Linked DNA regions of Homo sapiens: region 1 is linked to region 2. The links are chromatin contacts, found by Hi-C in ENCODE. All regions are on one chromosome and are shown on one strand. The core of a region is the stretch at or near the end of the contact, and the rest is flanking DNA. Distances in the headings are between cores, read along the strand shown.

What was found. A loop is a pair of places that touch in the nucleus more often than their neighbours do. Pooled maps may share reads with other maps.
Region 1: a loop to region 2 is called in a pooled map, with 3 times the contacts of the local background. The contact joins two enhancer-like sites. A Hi-C loop is called at or near these places in 2 of 50 pooled maps.

The regions. Positions count from the first base shown.
Region 1 is chr10:70,587,631-70,590,995 of GRCh38, reverse strand. No RefSeq gene overlaps it. Among named protein-coding and RNA genes, the nearest start is that of PRF1, 13 kb to the left of the region's middle. Within about 2 kb of position 1,720, at least 5 of the 41 ENCODE cell types and tissues checked have a DNase peak (open chromatin) inside an H3K27ac peak, as active enhancers do.
Region 2 is chr10:70,272,616-70,276,238 of GRCh38, reverse strand. The region is part of intron 1 of NPFFR1 (neuropeptide FF receptor 1); the gene reads left to right. Among named protein-coding and RNA genes, the nearest start is that of NPFFR1, 9.6 kb to the left of the region's middle. RefSeq lists an enhancer at 3,005-3,104. Within about 2 kb of position 1,417, at least 6 of the 41 ENCODE cell types and tissues checked have a DNase peak (open chromatin) inside an H3K27ac peak, as active enhancers do.

The DNA.
Region 1 (3,365 bases), core at 471-2,970, 310 kb before region 2:
TCAATCAGTTCTCTTGTACATTGCAAGCACATAAAACTCCCCCTCCAGACTTGAGTCCCCAGCTGCAAATGAGGGGGCTGGAACCGTGATTTATTTGCAGCTTTCAGCATGGAGAGTCTCAGCCCTGATCCCACAAGCTGTTCAGTCTCTGACACTCAGTGGCATGGCCTGGTGTGTCAGAGGTGTTTGAACCAGAGCGACTCCATCTTGAATAGGGCCTGGGTAAAATGAGGCTGAGACCTACTGGGCTGCTTTCCTAGGAGGTTAGGCATTCTAAGTCACAGGATGAGATAGGAGGTCAGCACAAGAAACAGGTCACAAAGACCCTGCTGACAGGACAGGTTGTGGTAAAGAAGCTAGCCAAACCCATCAAAACCAAGATGGTAATGAAAGTGACCTCTGGTCTTCCTCACTGCTCATTATATGCTAATTATAATGCATTATCATGCTAAAAGACACTCCCACCAGCGCCATGACAGTTTACAAATGTCATGGCAATGTCAGGAAGTTACCCTATATGGTCTAAAAGGGGGAAGAACCCTCAGATCCAGGAATTGCCTGCACCTTTCCCAGAAAACTCATGAATAATCCACCCGTATTCAGCATTTAATCAAGAAATAACCACAAAAATAGCCAACAAGCAGCCCTTGGGACTGCTCTGCTTATGGAGTAGCCATTCTTTTGTTTCTTTACTTCTAAGCTTGCTTTCACTTTATGGATTCACCTCAAATTCTTTCTTGCATGAGATCCAAGAACCCTCTGTTGGGGTCTGGAATGGGACCCCTGTCCGGTAACAGGTGGACCCAGCAGCCCCGCCCTCACCAGTCTGCACAATGGGTACATCTCATGAACAACACCATCTTTCTCATGCTGGAAGAAGCCCTGATCCTATTAACTTTCTCTTCCCAAAGGCTCAGATACTCAACCCTGCCCAACCAGAACAAGAGCAGCTGCTGTTGTTTGGTGGGGCAGAATCAGAACCTTTTGTTTATTGTAGGGCTCCAACTGTACATCTGCACTCATAGTTAATCTCCACAACAGCTGGTTCCCAGTTTCCTCTTAAAAGAGCAGTGACGTCAGCTTGCTGGCAGGACACTGGATTTTTCCCTGGGAACCCCAAACTCCTTGTGAGATTCAACCATCACAAAAAGAGGCTGACCCTGAAGAAAACATACTTGTCTCTCTTTCCTCTTTATGAAACTGCCTTTGCAAAAATTATAACAGTGAGAAAATTATGACAGTGAAAGAGATCTGATCTGACTAACTCCCATCTTGCCTTTAACCTCCAGAGTGCCATTGGTCATTCCTGGGCTTGGGCCAAGCTAACTTTGGGAGAAATTTAGTTTACAGTCTAACTGATACTAGCCCTTCCCCAAAACTCAACTGCCTTGTAAAACTAATGAAAAACCATCAGGTTAGAAGGATGGGAGGAGCCTGAATTCTGCTAAGATGTAGACAGAAACGATTAACCTCCATTATTCCAAAGGACACTAGATTTGCAACTTCCCCAATTACTCCTGCCCATAAATAACGTCACTACTGAAGAACACCTAAGATTGGCCTTTTGAGATGTTCTTTTAGACTCGCATTTCTGACAACCAGATGGCCCCGCCTGGACCCATGACTCTTGGCTCAACTGCTCCTGTGGTCCCCACCCAGAGGCAGACTCAACAAGCAGGAAGACCATTTTCCACACCTCTACAATTGTGTCCCCAGACAATCAGCAGCCCCTCTTCCCTTGCCGCCAAACTATCCTTGAAAAACCCCAGCCTCTGAATTTTCGGGAGTACTGATTTGAGTAATATACCTTCAGTCTCCCATTCAGCTGGCTCTGTATGAATTAAACTCCTCATTGCAATTCCCCTGTCTTGAAAATCAGCTCTATCTGGGCAGCCGGCAAAATGAACCCACAGGGCATTTGGGGTTCATTTTTGCAGTTACATTTATTCACAGGAATCAGCACCATCAGGCACTAGGACCTTCACGCAAGGCTCCGCCAGTGGCAGAAGGCAGTAATTGAGAGGGGACATAGCTACTGCAGACGCCTGTCCTCCACCATGGTAATGTGGGTTCTAGGACTTCATGTGATTTCATTTCATAAAGCATTTTTCCAAGTTGGAGAAATGGAGAGACCTCACTCCCTTTCCCTGCCCTTCACTTCCATTATTTTTCTCTCACAAACACCAGAAGTAAAATACTAAAAAATAACATTTCTTGAGCACTTACTATAATGTTTTAAGGACCATACACGTAACACATGTTGTTTTACATGACATGTACATACAACATGCATATGTAATACATATTAGCTCCTTTAGTCTTCCCAACAACGCTGTAAGGCAAATAAGGTTGGTGCAAAAGAAGTAATTGCGGTTTTTGCCATTACTTTTAAACGGCATTACTTTTTAAAAGTAATGTCATTACTCTTAATGCCAAAAACCACAATTACTTACTTTTAATGGCAAAAACCACAATTGCTTTTGCACCAACCTAATACTTATCCCCATTTTAGAAACAAAGTAGCCCAGAAAGCTCTGGTTTTTCCCCTCACATGTGCCTGAAACTTCCTCCAGCAGCTGCACTGCAGGACGCCTGAACGCCCACGGTGTGCTCCTTGCAGTCTCCCCTAACGCCATCCCTTCCTGGTCCCCACAGCCATCTTCAACACAGTGGCTGGAAAGGACTCACTTTAGGGGAATGTCCTTGGGGGGCCATCTCCCCAAGCTACCCTGACACTTGTTTTTTTGAAAATCTGATAAGATATACACAACACAGTATTTTTCATTTTAACCATTTTAACCATTCATAAGTGTACAATTCAGTGATGTTAAATGCATTCACCACTATCTACACCTAAAATTTTTCAGGATCCTCAACAAAAACTCTGCAGCCATTAAAAAATGGCTTTCCCTTAGCCTCTGGTAACCTCTGTTCTTTCTTCTGTCTGTATGAATTTGCCCTATTCTAGGTACGTCATATAAGTGGAATCATGCAATATTTCTCGTTTCTGCTAATTTCAGTTAGTACAATGTTTTCAAGCTTCATCCGTGTTGTAGCATGTATCAAAATTTTATTCCTGCTGGGCGCGGTGGCTGACACCTGTAACCCCAGCACTTTGGCAGGCTAAGATGGGTAGATTACCTGAAGTCAGGAGTTCAAGACCAGCCTGGCCAACATGGCGAAACCCCATCTCTACTAAAAATACAAAAATTAGCCAGGTGTGGTGGTGGGTGCCTGGAATCCCAGCTACTCAGGAGGCTGAGGTGGGAGAATTGCTTGAACCTGAGAGGCAGAGGTTGCAGTGAGCTGAGATCACGCCACCGCACTTCAGCCTGGGCAACAGAGTGAGACTCTTTCTTAAAAAA
Region 2 (3,623 bases), core at 168-2,667:
AGTGACCCCGGTTCTGCCTTTGGCCACTGTATGCCTGGTTTTAGGCAAGGTTTTAGGTGATACATGCACTGTTCATAAAGTGTCAGCTTTGTAGCAGAAGCCTCAGGAAGGCAAAGTTCCTTCCAAATCAAGGATCCCTAATTGCTGCTAATGGACCCTAGAGGTCTTTATATGTGACCTGATGATACCCAAAGAGGATGAGAAAATGGATGGAGATGGCAGAGCCTAAGCAGGAGCTCAAACTCAGAACAGGCGTCCTGGCTTATTTGATGCACCCTGAATCCCAGAGCCCAGCAAAATCTGGAGGTCTACCACTACTGCATGCTGTATTCTTAGAGCAAGTCTCTTTTTGTCTTTGAGTTTTGATTTTCCTGTGAAATGAAGATAATTCTCCTTTCCTTGTCAGAGATAGCTTGATGTTGTACAAAACAAATTTCAAAAATAATGGAAATACTATCTAATAGCACCTATGGGATACAGCTAAAGCAGTGTGTCTAGGAGAATTCATAGCCTTTAGTACCTAACTTATCAACATACATTAATCATATTTATGTTCTAGGCCCTGTGCCAGATAATGAGGAGCATTTCAAGCTGAACAAGGCATGCTTTCTACCCCTAAGACATTTCTAGTTTAACTAAAAGAAAAAAAAAATCTCTACACTTAGCTGAAGCAGGACGTGAAATGTGGCCAGCACTGCAGGTAAACTGAACCTGCAGACCTTGAGGAAGCAGCCAGCCATTGAACCCGGAAAGGTGCTCCAGGGCATATGTTTAGCCTTTCCAAGAGAAAGAGAGAGGGAAATCCCTGCCTCCCCTTTACTTTCCCCTCCTCTCCCACCTTAAGCCTCTTCCACATCCACTCTCTAAGGCCTGGAATTCTTTTAAATAGACTGAGAGTACAGGCTCAGTATGTGATAAAGGCAGTTCAGTTTTCACTATGAGGTAAATGATTTGTATCAGAACCTTTTCTGAATACAATTTTTGATGGGTAAAACCGGAGACCTCCTGCAGGAAGTAAGGAGAAATAAAAAGGCCTCAGAGTAGAAGAGAAGTATAAAGAGGGGCTCGCTTGGGGGCTCCTGATGGCTGTATTAGCAACTCAGCCCTCAAATTCTTTGGCCTTTGCCAATCCAAATGATTCTTGGAAGGGCAACCTGCTCTCATTCACCAAAAAGAGGTCAGGCTTGCAGAATCCATGTTGCTGTGGTGGGTGCCTGGGATGGAGGGGCTTTGGTTCAGCCTGCAAGAGGAACAGTAGGAGGTTATAGTTCTCAAGAGGCCTCCTTCCTCCTAGATCCTCTGCCACATCCACTTTTTACTTTCCTAAGCAGTACTAAGAAAGCTTTTGCCAAGGCTTGCTTCCCTGGGAACAAACCCAAATGAACTGAAACCACACTGCGACCTACTGGTTCCCCACAGCTGCCTGGCAGATAGCTAATGCAGTCAATAAGCAGTCTGAAGTTCTGCAAGGCCCTTTGTAATTTACTCTGCTGTCTCTCTGAATGTATTAACAACTCCATGAGGTTGGGAGAGGCAGGAAGCCCAGGTCATCCACATTCGAAAGCCAAGGAGAACACAGGGATGAAGTAGATCTCCCCAGTTCTCTTTGGAATACCAAGAGGTGGCATGGGGGCTTAGGGTCTACTATCATCAGTCTCCCAGCCACCCCAAACTAACTATACCTCCCTTTAAAAATTGTACTAAAGCAGCTCTAAGACAAGTTCCCAAGCTTCTCCTCCAAACCAAGTTTCCCAGCCCCCAACCTCTCTCTCTCTCTCTTTTTTATTTTCAAGATGGAGTCTCGCTCTGTTGCCCAGGCTGGAGTGCTGTGGTGCGATCTCAGCTCATTGCAACCTCCACCTCCCGGGTTCAAGCAATTCTCCTGCCTCAGCCTCCCAAGTGGCTGGGATTACAGGCATGTGCCACCACGCCCGGCTAATTTTTTGTATTTTTAGTAGAGACAGGGTTTCACCATGTTGGCCGGGCTGGTCTCGAACTCCTGACCTTGTGATCTGCCTCCTTCCATCTCCCAAAGTGCTGGGATTATAGGTATGAGCCACTGTGCCCAGCCCCCAACCTCTGTTATATGCAGTCAGTGACCACCATGGGGCCAGCTCTCAAGGCCACGCTTTCTGATTCCCAGGTCAGTGTCCTTTCCTCTCTGCATTAGCACAGTCTCCGTGGAAGATTACATGGCCTGTTAAGAGACAGCGTGTGGGATGGTGTTGGGGAGGGAGGTGGGCACAAACATCTAATCTAGGGAACAGGAAACTTGGGGGTCTATGGTGCTACCCCTGCCCATCTCTAACACTTTCTCTGACCCTGGGATTCTGAACCTGGACTCTGCAGACTCCCAGGAGGTCCATGGATGACTAACTTGAATCCCCTTGTATTCACCAAGACACTAGGGTTATAAGCAACAGAAACGAGTGCTGGCCAACCTAACCAACACTGGGAATCCATTGGAAGGGTGTGGGGAGGTCATCCAATGGAAGGAAAAGCTGTGTTATGAAGACTCAGAGGCAAATCCAAAGCAGAAGAGGTCTGATTGGCATCCTCTGGCCAGCGGTTGGTGCAGACACCTGATGGACGGTCCCTCAAAAGCTCCATGTGAGGAGGAGGCTGACTCCCCAGGGGAAAAATCAGTACTCGAGAAAGAAGGGCTCATGGATGCAGGGTGAGCCCAAAACCTGATGCCCAACACTGCCTTGAAAGTGTGTGCCAAAATCCAGGGCTCTTTTTGGGAGCGGATCCAATGCTTTTGGAGACCATAAATTCCTCCAGACAGGAACCATTGATTGGCATAACAAAAGGAAGCCCTAGGAAAGCATCTGTGAAGGAACCAAAATGCATCAGAGTCTTAAAGAATTTGATGACCCCCAAAATGTTAAGCCACACTAAACTTGACTGTGAGTGGCGGGAGGGCAGGGGCTGTATGGTTCAGTGGTTCTCAAATCCGGCTACACATGGAAATCACCAGGGGAGTTTTTTGAAAAATACCAGTGCCTGAACAACCCCATCCCCTGCCCATCATCCATCCTTCCCTACCACCCTGTAGAGATTCTGATCCAGTTGGAAGGGGCAGGAGCTGTATTGTTAAAAGCCAGGTGATTTTGATATGAGTCAGGGCCAAGAACCAGTGACATCATCAGTATTTTATCACACGTATCAGTTTCCTTCTGATTAGAAAGGTTAAATGCAAGCTAGAAAAACCGAAAATAAAAATCACTTGAGGAAACACCACCCCTTGTGGACAAACATTGTTATTTTTTCTGTTCACCTACAGTTCACATAAACGCACACTTTTTATACAGAGTACAGACTTATAATGCATGTACATACTATTTTGTAACCATTACCATGTCCCATGGTCAATACTTTCCCTCTCATCCTGAGACCTCACTCTGTTCCTTAGGGTAAACCGTGAGAACTGGAATGGCTGGATCTGGGGGCGGGTCCCTCACTAGGGCTCTGGACAGATGTGCCTCGACTGCGAAGAGCTGATTTGTTGTCCCCTCACCCTGCACCCCTCCCTACAGGGCACATCCATGCTCTGGCCCTTATTGAATAATTCAGTCATTGCCGATCTGTTTGACGAAAAGTTTAACCGAACAATCCAAGCA